2 separate regions of the Mus musculus genome follow, and region 2 is linked to region 1. A link is a loop called in an ENCODE intact Hi-C map of the cell type or tissue named here. Cell type or tissue: gastrocnemius. All regions are shown on one strand. Each heading gives the region's core, and the rest is flanking DNA. Links, peaks and the distances in the headings are about the cores only.

The links. Hi-C counts contacts between places; a loop is a spot of excess contacts. Peaks named below come from ENCODE experiments on the same cell type or tissue, not always from the same donor. Only the 100,000 strongest peaks of a DNase experiment are listed, where the experiment ranks them.
Region 2: a loop joins it to region 1, with 3 times the contacts of the local background. A loop is called at or near these places in 3 of 42 quality-filtered maps.

Annotation. Positions count from the first base shown.
Region 1 is chr17:55,953,871-55,964,288 of GRCm38, reverse strand. Ebi3 (Epstein-Barr virus induced gene 3) reads right to left here. Exons shown (of 5, transcript NM_015766.2): 2 at 10,271-10,400; 3 at 9,808-9,986; 4 at 7,950-8,104; 5 at 7,267-7,667. The coding sequence ends at 7,512. Yju2 (YJU2 splicing factor) reads right to left here and starts at 5,102. Exons shown (of 8, transcript NM_028381.3): 1 at 5,028-5,102; 2 at 3,476-3,576; 3 at 2,126-2,270; 4 at 25-159. The coding sequence starts at 5,051. Gm16712 (predicted gene, 16712) reads left to right here and starts at 4,888. Exons shown (of 3, transcript NR_108021.1): 1 at 4,888-5,155; 2 at 7,313-7,427; 3 at 7,922-9,518. It also overlaps a transcript of Zfp119b not described here. In gastrocnemius, for the core only: CTCF peaks have their summits at 5,006 and 6,987 (motif pointing left); DNase peaks (open chromatin) are centred at 4,916, 5,151, 6,964 and 7,948; H3K4me3 peaks cover 2,510 bases; H3K27ac peaks cover 2,036 bases.
Region 2 is chr17:56,071,484-56,079,483 of GRCm38, reverse strand. It overlaps Ubxn6 (UBX domain protein 6), which reads left to right and starts at 4,458. Exons shown (of 11, transcript NM_001379361.1): 1 at 4,458-4,648; 2 at 6,248-6,411; 3 at 6,700-6,764; 4 at 6,955-7,083. The coding sequence starts at 4,566. In gastrocnemius, for the core only: a CTCF peak has its summit at 4,334; DNase peaks (open chromatin) are centred at 59, 906, 4,419 and 4,802; H3K4me3 peaks cover 2,815 bases; H3K27ac peaks cover 2,740 bases.

The DNA.
Region 1 (10,418 bases), core at 2,419-10,418:
AGGGTGCTGTGGCCCAGGGCTTGCCTTCATGGGGTTGTTCAGTTCCTCATCCTCTCGCTCCTTCTGCACGCGCTTCTCCTCCTCCTCCAGAAGCTTCTCCGCCTGGAAGTTGCGCGTGGCCCCGTGCTCCATGGTGTAGTCCGTGTTCTCTGGGTCCGTCTGTTAGGGCAGGGGAGAAATGGCTGCCGGGTGCCAGCCTGAGCCCCTCATGTACATTTCTCCATTCCTTCTACCAGTATCTGTGCTTACTCCTTTGGTGGCTGTGGGCCTTTCTTCCTCCTAATGCCCACACCCTCTGGAACATTCTGTAGCCATAACAAAGAACACCTGACTCCCTCATGGACTCTTATCCCCTTGTGTACACTATTAGTGCATCCCCCTCCATCTGTGCCCTTAGTACACCTCTGGGCTGTGAGGCAGTGGGCAGTGCCACCAGACAGAAGAGCTGGTAAGGTTGTAGCAAGTTCAGAACCCCAGTAAATCTTATAATTGAGAACAGTGGGAATTCAAACTAGCTCCTGACCAAACCAAACCAAACCCAAAACTCCTTGAGTTCTTCATGTTAATGAGGTTATCAAGATAGGCCTGGAGTGTTTAGTCAATGAGTTTCCCTTCCTGGGCATCCCTTTCTGCAAAAGGTATTTAATCTCTGGTTCACGCTGAGTGAGATGTAAGCATCCCCATCTGGCATGAATAAAGCAGTCTGGACAAGCCCTTCATCAAGGACTGCCACGGGGTGCGGGTGGGGAAAGGAAACCTTCATCATACAGGCCATGCCTAAGTCTCCAGAAGAGGCCCCTCTCTACATTTGGCACTCAGCCAAGTGGGATCCTCCCCTCCGGAGCTCACTGTGGGCTTGTGGATCCCATCGTAGACTCTGTTTCACTTTCCCTGAGCGCTGTGTTGGCGGCCCAGCGGCAAGGAAGAGACTCAGCCTGACACCGCTGCCTTTCACCTCCCCTGAGCAGCAGCACATCCCGCAGTATTGCGACACCCCAGGGTTGAGGCAGAAACACAAAGTGACCCTGCGCTGTGTGCTCATCTAGCTTTATCTTCTTGCTTACAAACTACACAGATGACCCAACGTGCCGTGTGTCTGTCGGGGTGGTGGAAGCAGGGGGCCATGAAGTGAATGAGGCTAGCCTGGGCTACAGAAGACCTTAATCAAAAATAAGGGGATGAGGGGCTAGATCCTGGCTGCCACTGCAGAGGAGCTGGTTCAGTTCCCAGTGCTGACATGGTGGCTCACAAACTCTGTAAGTCCAGTGGCTGGGGACCTAAGCCCACCCCTTGTGGTCTTCCTGGGCACCAGACACACAAACGTGACACATGTAAAATAAACTGTAACTTCCTCAAGCTTATGTTTTGTTCACTTTAATCAAGTCCTATTTTTTTTTCCTATTTTTCTTCGAGGCAGGGTTCTCTGTATAGCCCTGGCTGTCCTGGAACTCAGAAATCCGCCTGCCTCTGCCTCCCATGTGCTGGGATTAAAGGCGTGCGCCACCACTGCCCGGCTTTTTTTTTTTTTTTTTTCCAAATCCTATTTTTTTTTTTTTTTTAGGTTAAAGCTTATAGTGAAAAAATAACAACCAAATAAACCAACCAACCAAAAAAACCCAACCCAATCTAAACCAACCCAAAACCCCACAGCCTCCAGTGGTGCCGACAGGAAGAGTGCTTTTCCTCTCCTAGCTTTCCCCAAGTCCTCAGGCTTTTGTGCTTGCGCAGTGGCTCAGGAAGAACATTTGCCTAGAGAATGTGAAGCTCTGACCTCCATCCCAAGAAACACGAAAGAACAGAAGAAAATCATGACTTTTATCCAGATGTGGTGGCATAAGGCTGCCGTCCTAGCAGCCCAGAGGTGGAGGCCGGAGGATCAGGATCACAGTCACCCGAGTACATCGGAGTTTGAGTCCAGCCTGTGCTACAGGACACTGTCGAAGCAAAGCAACAAGCAAGGCCCAGAACAACATGATTTTTTCCTGACCCCGCAACATATCCCATACCTTGCACACATGCAGGTGGGCAGGCTTTTCTGTGTGTGGTTCTGCTGCAAGCACCTTCCCAACACTCTGCCCTTTTGTGGAGTGTTCACAGAGGGAAAGCGAATGAATGAAGCCCCTACCTTGAAGGTGATCTCGGCCAAGCAGCGCGTGCACTTGATGTAGAATCGGAAGATTGGCAGGCCCAGGTAAGCCTCGTTCTGGACTGTTTCCTTTCGTGCATTGAACTTCTTCCCCTTGTAGATGTATTCTCCACACGTCTTACACCTGCAGCCGGGGCAGGCGCGTGAGTGTCTGTCCTCTGCTCTAGCACCCAGTGGCAGCATATGTACCTTATAGGTAGGAGGGACTGGGTGTATGGAGCTTCTGAGAACTGCCAAGGGGACAGCAGAATCCTGACCCTGGCTGCTCCCCCCACTTCCTGTCCTGGTTTACTGCTGTACCTACAAACACCTCTGGCTTAGTCCTACCTCAGGGCCTTTTCTCTGCTGTCCTGGCAGCCTGAGATTCTAACACTTCCCTGACTGTCCGGCTGGCAGACCACCTGCCCTGCCTGCCTCATGTGTCCTTGTGTTACTACAGAGGATGGGTATGACTCCCACTCCCCACCAGCCTCTGAGGGTCAGGAGGCTCCCCTCGCCCCATCAATGATACGTGCCTGACAACTGCCTGCAGAGGAGTGCGGTGGTGTGGATGAGAATGGTCCCTAAGAGTCATAGATTTGAATGCTTAGTCACCGAGGAGTCTTGGGGGGTCGGGAGGAGGAAGATGATTAGGAGGTGTGGCCTTGCTGGAGAAGTGTCACTAGGGGTGAGTTATGAGGTTTCAGAAACCCACAGCACATCTGGTGTTTCTCTCTTTCTGCCTGCAGATCAGGATGTAGTCTCCAACTACTTCTCAAGCACCATGACTGCCATGTTCCCCACCATGGTGACAATGGACTAACCCTCTGAAACTGTAAGCAAACTCCAATTAGATGCTTTCTCTTCTAAGAGCTCCCATGTTCACAGTGTCTAAGACAGGAGCAAACAAAGAAATGAAGACAAGATATAATCAATTAGTCACACGGACAGCTTCTCCATCCTCAGTGACTGTACAGGTGTGACTTACAGGATTGTGATTCTCACACACAGTCAAGTGTGAATAACTGTCTGGTTCAAAGCTGGTTGAACCCAGGAAAGTGGGGGTGAAGGTCTAAGAGGAGGCTGGCAGCCTGCCTGGGATGAGATGGGAGACAGGCTCTGTCAGAGAAGCTGGCTACAAGAGATCTGCAGGCAGATGCCATAGGTGGTGCAAAGGCCCTGGGCAGGAGGAGGGCTGCCACTAGAGGGTCCAAAATCCTGCAGGGCCAAGTGTCACTCTGATTTTCTACTGAGATAGGGGTTGGGGACTCTGTGAGGGTGGGAACTATTATCTTTGTTTGTTGTTTCTCCAGAGAATCAGCCTCCAGCCTCATGTCCCCAGGGATTCACCTCATGTTGAAGGGGGCCATCAGACGCACCACATACTGCCGGTCCTTGGGTAGCTTGAGTTTCGGGATCTTCGATGGGTCAAAGTCAGGTGGGTAGTATTTCTGTGGAGAAGAGGGCGTTGCTGTTTTCTGGTGCTCAGGTCCCATACGGGCAGGAATGGGGTCTGAGAGCCATGTTAGCAGACGCAGGATACTCTGGTTTAAGGGATCTATCTGCTCAGGATTCAGCTTGCTGGAGCCTTTCCAGACATGAGCTGTTTGAAGCACAGTCATGAGAAGAGAAGTTGGGACAGGGAGGAGTGCACAAGCTTCCAACACAAATTATATAGTGTGGTGGGTCACTTTCCTACGCTGTGACATGCCTTCTAGGGAAGGTTCTAGAGGCCCAGGGTTTGCAGTAAGGGTGGACCCCTGCTGCCTATCACATGATAAGATTCTAGACACTCATGAGGAAATGGAGGCCCGACATAAATCAGACCTTGTCAATGGTGGCCTAACCTGCACTAGGGTACCACACAGGCTGCAGGGCACCATCCCAGGGCAAAATCTGGCCAGTGAATCTCCTTGGGGAGAACAGGCTCTGGCCTCTCTGTGTGCTTGGGAGGCTGGGGTGAGGCGCACAGGGACAACCACTCTGGGTTACTGGCATGCCAATGTCCAAACCCAGCACCCGGGAATTTGAGACAGGGGGCTGAAGAGAGACAACTCCCCTCTCCCCCAAAAAGAAGCTATGTGGACCACCAACAAGGAGGCTCTGCTTTTGACACCTACTGGCAACCAGGCTCACGAGAGAGGAAGCTTTGCTAATTCAGGCGGTAGACGGGAATGATGGTGTACAACTGTCATACCAGCACTCAGGAGGCTGATGCAGAACTGTGAGTTTACAGTCAGCCTGGGCAGTGCACACAAACGTGCTGCACAGACAGACATGAAGGAAAAACATAAAGTGAAAATAAAACTAATCCTTTAAAAAGTGAATATAGCCCATCTTAGGTGTACAAACTTTTGGTCTGTGAGTTCGAGGCCATTCTGGGCCTTCTGTGTACAGTGAAACCTTAACCCAAAGCAAACATTTAAAAAACAGATCCAGGAAATGGAGAGCAAAATTTTCCAAGAGTGGAGACTGAGTCACCCCAGAAACCCCAACATGATGTAGACATCTCTGCAAAAGGTTTCGGATATTAATTCAACAAAAGCCGGGAAGAACTGAGGTGACCAACAACATCCCCTGATCTGATCTGGGGAAAACCCACAAAGAAGCAGTCCTGCCCCCAATTGGGTAAAGTGACAGAAGCTCCGCTTCCCTGGTGATGATTGGTTACTCACGAAGCTGGGGGGGGGGGGGCGGGGAGAGGGGGAAGCTAACGACCGCCCCCAAAAATGTGATTGGCAAGAGTTTGGAAAGCTCCCGCCCGACTGGAAGACGCGCGTGCGTGTGCGTGCGTGTGCGCGAGAGGGGCTTGCAAAAGGAAATGACCGGAAGGAAGCACGCCTCGCCCGGAGCCCTCGCACACTTCACCCTCTGTAGGAACATTTAGACTCTGAGCACTTACGTTTAAAACTTTCCGTTCCGACATTTTCGCTTCCTGTCCAGCGAACAAGCGAAGAAGCGGTCCTCAGTCTACGGGGAGTTTCTCCGATTCAGCGCCTCAGTGTCGCCACTTCCTAAGCCGGCTCACTGGTTGGTGCCTACCCGCTTCATCGTTCTCATTGGCTGCAATCTTTGTCGATCCGAGTCGGGAGTGCGCTTCCGTTCCCTTCCGGGTGCCGGTAGTTGAAACCCGAAATAAAGGTTCCGGGACATGTGGATCCTGTGTGCGCTTATCTAGCACACTGAAAGGATGGAGAAAGCTGCCTGGGATAATAACATTTTCTCTCCTAACTCTGATCAACAATGCTGTTTGTTTTTTTGAGTCAGAGTCTCACTGTGTGTCCCTGGCTGTCCTGTAACTCACTATGTAGCTCAGGGTGGTCACAAACTAAAGGAGATCCTCCTGCTTGTGAGTTCTGGGACCAAATAATTAAAGGCCACCATGTCCCGTTCTGGTGTTCCTTCTTCTTAAGTTTCTTTATTTCTGCTGCTGGGGATGGAATCCAGGGTCTTTGCATATGCCAGGCAGGCACTCTACCACAGAAAACACCACCCAGCGCTCTAATGCTGGGAGGTAGCCTCTCACTAAGATGCCCAGGCTGGCCTGGAGCAGACTCTGCAGTCCAGCTTGGCCTTAAATTTGAAACAATCTTACTGCAAGCCTGGAATCAGTGACCTGCCTGGTTTTCATTGTGTTTTGTTGGTGGTGGTGGTGGTGTGTGCGTGCGCGCGTGCGTTTCTTCTTTCTTCTCCTTTTTTTTTTTTTTTTTTTTCGAGACAGGGTTTCTCTGTGTGGTCCTGGCTGTTCTGGAACTCACTTTATAGACCAGGCTGGTCTCGAACTCAGAAACCTGCCTGCCTCTGCCTCCCAAGTGCTGGGATTAAAGGCCTGTGCCACCACCACCCGGTGCGTTTCTTCTTTTATGAGAGAGGAACTCACCACGTAATCCAGGCTGACCTTGAAAACTCAGTAGTCCTCCCCTCCCTCTGACTCCCAAGTGCTGGGTTTACAAATAAGAGACACTGTGCCCAACTCTTTTTACTTTTTTCTTTAAAAAATAGTATCTTTGCTGTTGTTTTGTTTTTGTTTTTGAGACAGGGTTTCTCTGTGTAGTGCTGGCTGTCCTGGAACTCAGTCTGTAGACCAGGTTGGCCTCAAACTCAACAAAGATGCGCCTGTGGCTGCCTCTAGTGTTGGGGATTAAAGACATGCACCACCACTGCCAGGCTTAGTATTCGTTTTTTACATTTGTTTATTTATTATTTGTGCCTACAAAATATGACAAGCCCCAGCATTGAGCCCAGCCCCCATTGCTCCTCCTCCTCCTATTCTTTTGGTCTTTTTGAAACAGGATTTCTAGGCTGGTCTTTAGCTTGCCACCATCCTCCATCCCTACCCCCACCCTCGATATCCTCATTTCAACAAGGCTGGGCTTTGTCCTATTTTCCTCTTAGCTGAGGAAACAGGTGCTAGGGGTGTGTCTCCAACATTCTCCTACAGGTAGCTCCTGTGCCATGTCCTTTTGCAGGGCCTTGCACCTTGCTCCATCCTCTCCCTTTCTCCCACTTTCATGCCCCCCTTCATGCACTGTACCATGTGGAATTCCTTTTTGAAGCTAGCACCATTCTGTGTCCCCCCAGGCTCCTGACCCTCGAGCCACATTAACTTCTTTTTGTCATGAAGGCCTTGTTTGGGGGCCCGTGGAGATGACTCAGTCGGTGAAGCCTTGGAGGTATGAGGCCTTGAGGTGTGCTGTGTGCACACAAACACAGACAAGCCCCAACGTCACTCACTCCATGGACATGATGGACAGACAGGGATAAAGAGGCGCTCCTGTGCTGGAGCACAGGCTGTTCTAGCTGAAGACCCAGCAGTCACCCTGTGGACCGGTACTCCTGCTTCACGGGCTCTGGCGCCCTCGTCTGGCCTCAGTGGGCACTGCACATAACCCTTTACTTATATTTGAAAATAAAATATTTAAAAATTTAAAATGGGCAAAGAGGAATTCTTAATTTTAATAGTAATTCCTATTGGGTGGTGGTGCACGTCTTTAATCCTAGCACTTAGGAGGCAGAGGCAAGCGATCTCGGTGAGTTTGAAGATAGATTGGTCTACAGAGTCAGTTCTAGGTCAGCCAGGGCTACACAGAGAAACCCGGTCTCAAAACAAAGAAACAAAGAAACAAAACAAAACACCACGATGATGATGATTCTTATTTAATCCGTCTTTCTAATTAAATCACAAAGTTCACAAAGCCCCGCACCGGCAGAAGAAGAAAGATCATCCCACAGGGTTGGAAATTGAGGTCTGAAGAAGTCAAGTGAATTATCCAGTGCTTCGGAGCAGCCCAGTACATGGAAAGTCAGTATTCAGACTCAGGACAGGCCACCCTGCCACCCTCAAGTAGACGACATCAGGGTCTGATATCAAGGATCCAGTCCCTCTTCAGGGCTTATGGGGTGCACTTTCTACTTGCCCAGGGAGGCTCCAGTCACTTGGTTTCCCATAATCTGTGAGGTCCTGAGCTGACACCTGGATGCAATACTTGGCATGGGGTTTCGAGTTCCTGAGGGTGAAAGTCGTGGCTTCAATGGGTCCCACCTGTGGGGAGAAGGGGTGTCAGGCCATTGGAAGGAGGAGGTGGGAAGGACCACAATGCATTGGGGAGCTGGGGAGCTGGCTTGGTGGGTAAAGAGCTTGCAGTGAGTTCGAATTCCCAGCAAGCAGGTAAAGTCTATTGCTGAATCACACCAACAATCTCTACGCTCCAACAGAGGCGATAGGCGGAGACAGGAGATTACCCAGTGGGACCCAGTCTCACTCAGCATCCACCTCTGTGCTCCTCCTTCTTCCAGACCACGCCCCCCTGCGCGCGCAGCTCACCTGGCGGAAGTGAGAGGCTCCTCGGCGCCGGTAGCGGAGTCGGTACTTGAGAGAGAAGATGTCCGGGAAGGGCCAGGAAGCAGGGGGATGCCAGAGCACCTGCAGGCGCTGTCCCGCTGTGCGCAGGCGCACGCCTTCCGGAGGGTCCGGCTTGACTGGTGGGAGCAGGACCGGGGTCAGCGTCCGCTCTGCCGGTTCATCCCTCACACACTAAGTCTTCGTTTGTGACTCTCATTCATTCACATGTTCGCTTTCGCCCTCAGACAGCTATTCATGGATTTGCTCCGTCCTGCCGTTCATTCATACTCACACTTCATTCGTTCACGTATTCACTAAATTCTTCACTAATTCATTCCTCTACTCAGTTACTCACCATCTCACTCACACATTTATTTATTGGTTGATTCAAGTGCAGATTTGTTTCTGGATTCATTAACTCATTCATTTGCGCTTATCGTTTATACACTCATTCGTTCAGGGATCCATTTCCCAGTCATTAGGTCATTCACTGTATCCTTTGTGAATTCATTCATTCACTCCCTAATTGAGTCATTCATTCGTTCATGCACTCACTCATGTCATTCATTCATTTACTCATGGCCTTCATGTATTCATTATGCATTCATTATGTCAGTTGTGCATTTATTCACTCATTCACTAAGTCATTCATGCATTCATTCGTTCATTCATTAAGTCATTCGTGTGCATGCACTCATGTCATTTCTGCCTTCATTCACTCATTATGCATTCATTCATTACTAAATCATTCACTCATCCACTTGATATCTGTCATGCAGGCATTCATTTATTCCTTCATTCGTCTATCTGCTCAAGGAAAAACCATTTGCTGGACCGCTCTCATCACTGCTGATAGAAGTCACAAGGGTTGCACAGGCAAAGAAAAGTGCAAGTCTCCAGTAGGCTGAAGGGCTTTTCTGAGATACAATTCTGAGAGCACAAGTCTCTGCTAGAAGACATCCCGTGCATCTGCAGAGAGCGTTTTCATTACTCCACCTACTTATGGAACACTCCTTCATGACAACACAAGCCATCTTCCTACCCTTCTCTGTCCTCAGCACTCAGGCTTCCTGTCTCTAGACTCCTCTGTACTGCAGCCCACACTGGGTGGGTTGAGTCTGGGTTGCTCACTGAGCGTAGTGTCCTCAAGGTCCCGCCACAGCTGTTGGTGCCAGAGCCCCACTCTCTCTTTGTTAGGGCTGAGTAACGCTAGATAAGCACTGGGTGCCCATCGCTCCATGGGAACGCACGGGGCACTGGCCTTCTGGATGCCAGCAATGATGTTGCCAAGGATTGGTAGGGAGGAACAGCTTTATTGCTGTTGAGCAGATCCTTAGGATTGGAGTTGGGCGATCATGTCGAGACTTCAGGTTTAAACCCTCGAGAGCTGTGTAGCCTTTCACCGACCTGCATCAGCTTTTGTTCTTGGCTTTCTTTTCTGAGACAGGTGCTCAGGAGTGACCCTGGCTTGCATTGAACATGATCTGTAGATCAGGCTGGCCTTGAATTCTCAGAGATCTGCCTACCTCTGGGATTAAAGACTTGTACACCACCTTTGGCTTTCATCCTCTCTTAACTGTGACTATTGCTTATGTTTAATGATATACTTTTGGGGAGGCCTCACTGAGGAGCCAACATTGGAGCAGAGACCCAGGAAAGCCAAGGAAGGAAGCAATGCAAAGGCCCCGGGGCATCGACAGGAAGCCTGTGAGGCGGGAGCAGAGCCAAAGGATGGAAGCTGCAGGGACAAAGCAAGAGGTGGGTGGGGGTAGGGGGGCGGCGGCAGGGAGGAGCCACGGGATGGAGCAGGTGGAGAGGGGCAGGGAGGACAGACACTCACTGATTCGCTCAGCCACAAAGGCTAGGAGGCTGCTGCTGGCGCCGCCTGGGTGCACTGCAGTGACATTTAGCATGTAGGGCACCGTGGAGAACAGGTGCACGTCGGGGATGGTGCATCGGGAGGCCTGGGGGCTCCGTTGTAGGCAGGGCTGGCTCTGCTGCTGGGTGGCCACACCGAGCCTGCATGGGAAGCACCATGGTGAATCTCGAAAGGAACCTGGGTGCCCGTGAGGCCCCAGCTCACCCACAGCTGACTGTGGGTCACGCTCAGGGGGTGATATGCTCAGGGGGACTTGGGGACTGTGGATTCTGAAGAACTCCCTAGAATACCCACACCCCACACTTGTTCTGTTGCTTTAGAAGCAGGTTCCCAAGGGGCCTAGGCTGCCTCCTACCCTGAGTGGATCAGGACATTGGAATCTCTTGATACTTGGCTTCCTCCTAAACCCTTTCCATTTTCTGACCTGTAAGTGGCAATGAAGGACGTGGATCTGGTGGAGTTGGGAGCCTGGAGAGGAGTCCAGGAGCAGTCCACGGCCACGGGATACCGAGAAGCATGGCATTGCACTCTGGGCTGGCTTAGAGCCACGAGAGCTGGAGGAGACAAAGGAA
Region 2 (8,000 bases), core at 1-8,000, 120 kb before region 1:
GGGCGTGGACTAGGAGCCAGTGGGTGGGGCGGAGGGTGTCGGAGGTAAAAGACGAAAGGTTTAAGCGGCTACTGGGTGGAGCCTAGAGAGGAATGATGGGCGGGGCTTAGGTTGGGGATCGCTCAGGGGCGTGGCTCGCAGTCAGGATGTGGGGCGGGGTGAAGGGCATTAGACGAATTAGACGCAAAACGGACAGGGGCTTGACAGGGGCGTGGCTTAAGAGCTGCATGAGGCAGTGGCCTGTGGGTGAAAGGAAGACTGAAACTAATGACAAGCAGTGATGGGGCGGGGCCTAGCGAGGCCGGAACATACATAACAGTACTGAACAGGCCTTTGGACTCGGCCAGACGAAATATAAACAACCAATCAGCGTAGAAGACGGATTAACGACAGCCTTCCAAAAGGGCATCAGTGCAACTATGAAGCCCATTGGCTATAGCTCGACCAATGGCTGGACATGAAGACAAGTTCCACAGAACTCAGCAAACTCCCGCCAGGAGTTGGCAGAGGAAGGGGCGGTGATCAAGAAAGGTCAGGGCTGAGAAGGGGGCGGGACAGAGCTCACTTGTTTACTTTCATTATTTAAAATTTTTTTCTTTTTTTGTTGTCTATAATACATTACATATTTTCACTTTATACTTACAGCACCTTTATACTTTGACATTTTGCATTTTAATTATTCTTTTTGTTGTTGTTTTTTTGAGACAGGGTTTCTCTGTGTAGCCCTGGCTGTCCTGGAACTCACTCTGTGGACCAGGCTGGCCTGGACCTCAGAAATCCGCCTGCCTCTGCCTCCCAAGTGCTGGGATTAAAGGCGTGCGCCATCACTGCCCAGCCATTTTAATTATTCTTAATTTTATTTGGAGACAGGGTCTCACTCTGCTGTCCTCACTGGTGAGTGGGGGGTGGGGACAACTCCTTATATAGACCAGACTGGCTTCGAACTCACAGATGTACTCTTGCCTCTGTCTCCCCAGCTCTGGATCAAACATGTGTGCCACCGTGCCCTGCCTTAAAAATCTGTGTGCTGCCGGGCAGTGGTGGCTCACGCCTTTAATCCCAGCACTTGGGAGGCAGAGGCAGGCAGATTTCTGAGTTCGAAGCCAGCCCGGTCTACAGAGTGAGTTCCAGGACAGCCAAGGCTATACAGAGAAACCCTGCCTCGAAAAACAAAAACAAAACAAAACAAAACAAATCTGCGTGCTATGTGTGGGCATGCACGCACATGCTACAGCGTGTGTAGAAATCAGAGGACAGCTTTGTGGAGCCCACCACTCATTTTTTTTTCACCTGAGGCTTACGGGGAAAGTAATTCACTCGATGAGCCATTTCACTAGCCATATTTACTTTACTTAAATGTATACTGATCTTAGTAGTTGTTTATTTTTATGACTGGGTCTTAGCCCAGACTACTTTCTGAATAGCTATGTACCCAAGGCTAAATTTGAACTTTTGATCTCCTGACTTTATTTCCCAAAGGCTTATGTGGTGGTGGGGATGGAATCTGGGTGTTTTGCATGCTAGAGAAGATGAGCTTTTCTCTAAGCCCCATTCCCATGATGCTTATTTCTCTTATTGACAGTGTTGATTACCTACTGTACTTAATGTCACAAACTATTCCATGCTGAGTAAAAAATACATTGGATACCAAGTGTCTCAATTTCCCTAGCTGTAAAATAGGGTCCATAATGAACCATGTCCAATGGGGCCAGGAAGGGTTAGTGACTTCCCTATCTTTTTAAAGTTTTTTTTTAAAGATTTATTATTATACATAAGTACACTGTAGCTGTGTTCAAACATGCCAGAAGAGGGCATCAGATCTCATTACGGGTGGTTGTGAGCCACCATGTGGTTGCTGGGATTTGAATTCAGGACCTTCGGGAGAGCAGTCAAGTGCTCCTACCCCACTGAGCCGTCTCACCAGCACGTGACTTCCGTATCTTGGACTGTGTCTGGTCCTTGGGGTTCCTGGAGCTTCCACTTTATGTGGACTCACACATAAAGAACTGTTTGTATTCTTGTGGGTTTTTTTTTAATCTATGTATGATCTCAAAGGAAAACTAATAAAGGTGGCATGTCTAGGCTGTAGGGACGTCTCAGGACCTAAAAAATTGACAGAGAACTGGCTCACTTAAGCCTGTCCTCCCAGTATTCAGGAGGGAAGCATGAGAATTGCCCAGAATTCTGGGAGGTAGAGATGAAGGATGGCTGGCTAGGGTTTGTGTCCTGCCTAGCTCTAGGTTCAGGGAGAGACCCTGTCTCAAAGGAATAAAGCTCCTTCTTGGTTCTCTGGCTGCCTTCCCGCTGACATATATAGTGGGGAACTTGGTGGTGTACACCTATGATCTCAGTACTCAGGAGGTAGGGACAGGTAGATCTCTGTGAGTTCAAGGCCATTTTGGTCTCCATAGTAAAACGCAAGTCTACAAATTAAAAAACAAACAAACAAAAACAAACAAACAAAAAACCCCACAATCTATCTTTTTCTTTCTTTCTTTCTTTCTTTCTTTCTTTCTTTCTTTCTTTCTCTCTCTCTCTCTGTCTTTTCTTTCTCAAGAAACTGGAACTCAATCTATAGACCAGGTTCTGCCTGCCTCTGCCTCCTGAGTGCTGGGATTTAAAGGAATGTGCCACCAGTGACTGGCTCCCCCCCGCCCCCCGCCAAAGGACTAAAATACCATGTCTTGGAACATTTTATTTATTTAAAAGATTTATTTATTATATGTAAGTACACTGTAGCTGTCTTCAGACATTCCAAAAGAGGGCATCAGATCTCATTACGGATGGTTGTGAGCCACCATGTGGTTGCCGGGGGATTTGAACTCAGGACCTTTGGAAGAGCAGTCAGTGCTCTTTACCCACTGAGCCATCTCACCAGCCCTGGAACATTTATTAAACATTTCCTGGCTGCCTTTTTTTTTTTTTTTAAGATTTATTTGTTGGCGGGCATGGTGGCGCACGCCTTTAATCCCAGCACTCGGGAGGCAGAGGCAGGTGGATTTCTGAGTTCGAGGCCAGCCTGGTCTACAAAATGAGTTCCAGGACAGCCAGGGCTATCCAGAGAAACCCTGTCTCTCAAAACAACAACAACAACAACAAAAAGGTTTGTTGGGGCTGGTGAGATGGCTCAACGGTTAAGAGCACTGACTGCTCTTCCAAAGGTCCTGAGTTCAAATCCCAGCAACCACATGGTGGCTCACAATCATCCCTAACAAAAATCTGATGCCCTCTTCTGGAGTGTCTGAAGACAGCTACAGTGTACATACATATAATAAATAAATAAATAAATAAATAAATAAATAAATAAATAAACAAATCTTAAAAAAAATTATTTGTATGTGAGTACACTGTTGCTCCCTTCAGACAAACCAGAAGAGGGCACTGCATCCCATTATAGATGATTGGGAGTCATCATGTGGTTGCTGGGAATTGAACTCAGGACCTCTAGAAGATCTTATCCGCTGAGCCATCTCTCCAGCCCACATCCTGGCTGCCTTCTTTAAGGTGCTCCACTCCTCTCTTCACTGTAGCTCTTGGAAACCTGTCTTCCACAGTTCTCATCAAATGCCTCCATTGCTCTCCTCCAGCCATGGGGCTTGTTTCCTTGAAATCACCAGGGTGTCCCATCCTTCAGCTTTGTGCATTTTTGGATCTAATGGTTGGCAAAACTAATAAAATTATTAACAGCCTGGGTAGCCCACAAAGCTGCTTTATCTCTGACAAATTTCACACCAACACAGACGAAAGCTTGCCCATAGGCACTTCAGTTACATGATCCAAAGACCACAATGCCATGCGCATTAGGGTAGAATTACATGCACACAGACAGGGGGTGCAGAAGAGCTCCTGGAATCTCAAGTTTGTGTCCAATGACCCACTTCCCCCCTTCTTTCTAATGAGTGACCATTAACAGTGAAGTATATGATTTTGGGGGTCTCTTGCACAGTCACAGTGATTCTGATCTAGATGATGGCTGTTTTTCACATGAACAGTAGTGTTCTAAAAAGCCTGAGTCCAGAGCATCCAACTTTTTGTTGTGTGTACACACCACACGAGATGGAAGTGTTGGAGGAGATTAAACTCAGCTTTGCACATGTTGAGCAAGCCCTGTACCAACTGCGGTCTCTGCTTTGACCTTGCCTGTACCAATCTCTCTGTCGGCTCCTTCTAGCTTGTCTCTCCCAGAGCAGATTTCAGGCTCATGCACAGTACATTCATACTCATTTTCTCTGTAGTATGGACTGGCCTTGAACTCCTGACATCCACCCTGGTTCCAGTAGCTCTGGGTACTCTTCTAGGCTGCTCGCTGTTTGGATGCTCTCTTTAAGCTCCCCTGGTGGCTGCTGCGGTCTTAAGGGAGGCGAGCCTGTCGCCCCGGCAACGGCGTCCGCAGACAGGAAGATGGCGCCCCGCCCGCGCGAGGTGCTGCAAGGCGATTGTCACGTGAACCAGGCGGGACTTCCGTCGCCGCGATATTTTCTTTCCGGTGGTTGGCCGCCTGCTCCTCATCCACCCGGGCCCTGCGCCCTCCGCCCTGCGGCCCAAGCCGCCGGGCCGCTGCCGCCATGAAGAAGTTCTTCCAGGAAATCAAGGCTGACATCAAGTTCAAGAGCGCGGGGCCCGGCCAGAAGCTTACGGATTCCGCAGGGTATGTGACGCTGGTTGGGCGACGGAGAGGGCGAGGGCCAGGGGGCAAAAAGGGCCGGCGGTTGGGTGTCAGGGTCTTTCTAGGCTATGCTTAGCAGGAGTAGATTGGTGGGTGGGGTGTGGAAGATTGTAAGGCAGGGGCGGAGCCTACAATGAGGGCGGGGCGTTGTAGCAGTGGTGGGCGGGGCAGAAGGGAGGGCAGTTGTGTGGTGTAGCACGGGTGGGCGGGGCGCTAAGGGTAGGCGTGGGCGGTCGTGGCCAGGGCGCGTTGGTCACTGCTTAGAGACTCTTGGTTCTGGGTGGTGAGAAGGGACGGGGCAATGCCCAGAATTTAGCTAAGAGAAGAGCCGCCTAAAGGTGTGGCCTTGGCGAAATGTGGGTAGGAAGGACCTAAGAGAAGGTGTGGGAAGAAGGTCTGTGAGAGATGTTAAGACTTCTTTGTAGGTTGTGTGGTAATCTGGGAGGGGTTGGGGAGTGAGAGAGGATTATAGAAGGATCTTGGAGGAGTGTGGAAACCAGAGAGGCCCAGACCCAGAATGTTGTTGAGTGGTTGGGGTGACAGGTGAAGATGGGATCTCTGTGGGGGCCTTGGCAACTCCGGGTCTTCCAGGAGTACTTTCCTGGAGTTCTTTCCGGAGAACTTTGTGTTCTGGAGAGGGAGGTAAGGCATGTTGGAGCTGCTCAGAAGGGGTGAAGTAGAGATTGGAGACAGCTACAGGCTACCAGGGAGTAGTCTGCAGGAAGTATATGTGGAGGAAAATGACAACCAGCGACTGGGGCTGAATGTGAGGAGAAGGAGGGGCCTGCAAGCCAGGGCTAGAAGGGAGGTAAACACACCAGGGTACAGCTACAAATAGTGGGGCAGTTTCAATGATGAGAGGAACATGGAGGTTCAAAGGATCCTCAGGCCAGAAGTTGGAGGGGATGGTCCAGTGTCCGTGATCTGTGTGTGATCTATAAAAGTAAATGTCACTTTTATTTCCTCAGATGAAGTGATGAGAGCTGCAACCATGCTCTGTGAACACAACACACTGCTTGGGCTGAGCTCAGAGCATTATCCATGTTCTAACAACTATCCCAGGAAGCTTCTAGCATCTGTACAATCTAATTAACCAAGCTGACTAATTCAATTTGGCTTCTCTCAATTTCTCACTGAAGTGCTCTGCTTGGACTCAAACTAAGTCTGGCAGTCTCTTCTAATCTTCTGGTTCCTTCTCATTCTCTCGCTGCAACCTGCCTCTGAACTGCACTGGCAGGCTGAACTGCTTTCAACTCTCTCTCTCTGTGCTGCCTTTTGAGTCCTCTCTTTCCTGACTGTTCTCAGAGTTGGGTGTAATCTATCCCTGACTCATTCTGTCAAATTTTTCTGATTCGTCACTGTCTGCCACTCAATTAGATGCCACTTTCAAACATGACTTCTTCCTTCTACAAACTAACCTTACCTACATTGTTAGGGATTAAAGATACATACTATGGACCTGTCTGCATTCCAGCAAGAGAGATTAAAGATTTGTTGCATGTCTGCATTCCTCCCACATGTTGCTTGATTAAAATTCCTCTATACACCGTTTTGCAAAATTGGGTCCCTATGTCTGTTCAGGGAGAAGACCACCAAAGGAAAGTCACCACAGCTGGCCCTCCGGCAGCCCCGTCAGGGCCCCACTGATGAGGCACAGATGGCTGCCGCTGCTGCCCTGGCCCGGCTGGAACAGAAACAGCCCCGAGCCCGGGGCCCTACATCTCAGGACTCCATCCGGAACCAGGGTGAGTTCTGCTCTAGGTGGCATCTGGGGCAGACTGAATCCAATGGGAAAGGGTCCCCAGAGGGTAGCTCTGAGTCCCATGTGGCAGAGACACCATTAGTTCTTGCTTGGATGGAGACTTGGAGAAGCAGGGACTAGATTCTACCTCCTGGACATTGGGAGGGAGAGTTGCTAGCTCTCAGACCAGCCCCCTCCCCACCCCCCAACTCCCACCTTTGCACCCAGAGGCTCAGCCTCTGGGTTCAGGATGGGTCCTTACTCTGTCCATATCACCCCTTCCTACTCTCAGTGAGGAAGGAACTTCAGGCCGAAGCCACCTCCAGCAACAATCCAGGAGCTCCTGGGACCAACTCGGTAAGGTTATCTGCTGGGGACTGCCCAGTGTTCTCGGGCAGTATGGAGGCAGCTGAAGCCTGGGGAGGGAGAGCTTCATGCATATGAGCAGTACCTGTGGCAGTGGGGAGGAGACAGACCCTTGGAAAGGAGGAGTGACAGCGTGGGCCTATATGTCCAGCTATAAGAGCCTCCTGTCTTCTGTCTTCAGGTACCTGAGCCCAAGGAGGAAATCTCTCCCCATTTGGCAGTGCCTGGTGTGTTCTTCATCTGTCCGCTCACAGGTGTCACCCTGAGGAGGGACCAGCGGGATGCCCACATCAAGCAGGCCATCCTGTCGGTGAGTGACCCGTGTTCCAGCTACTGGACACATGCCCATCAACCCTAGTGTCTTAGTCACTATTCTACTATTCTATTACAGTGAAGAGACACCATGGTCAAGGCAGTTCTTACAAAAGAAAGTATTTAATTGGGGATAGCTTAGTTTCAGAGGTTTAGTTTGTTATGGCAGAGAGCTTGGCAGCAGGCAGGCAGGTATGGTGCTCAACTGGAGTAGCTAAATGCCACATATCCTGATGTGACAGACACCCACCCCCCAGTGACAAACTTCCAGCAAAGCCACACCTAATCCTTCTAATTCTATTTTTTTTTTCCTCCTTTGGTTTTTCGAGACAGGGTTTCTCTGTGTAGTCCTGGCCGTCCTGGAACTCACTCTGTAGACCAGGCTGGCCTCAAACTCAGAAATCTGCCTGCCTCTGCCTCCCAAGTGCTGGGATTAAAGGCGTGCGCCACCACCGCCCGGACTTCTAATTCTTTTAAATAGTGCCACTCTTCAATGACTAAATATCCCAGTAGATGAGCCTGTCAGAGCCATCTTATTCAGATCACGATACCTAGCAAGGTTTCTACCCCATCCTCACGAGGCATAGGGTATAGGAGACTCAGAAAATGAGTCATATTGGTACATTCCTGTTTTCCTGCTGAGGCAGGAGGATTATGAACCTTGGGCAAGCGTATTGCTACACAAAAGAAAAACTGGGAGTATGAGGACATGTACACACCTGTGCCCAGCTTCGACAGTGCTTGGTGGCTTCAGGTGTGCACGTTCCTATCTTGAGCTCTGATGTAAGGAGTTCAACACGAGACTTGCTGATCTAAATTCAGGTTAGAAGGGTAGTCCCTAATGGAGCCTCCAGATTTGTCTTCCTCAGCTGCTAGAGGCCTCACATCCTTTGGCTTGTGGTTTCATCCTCTTGG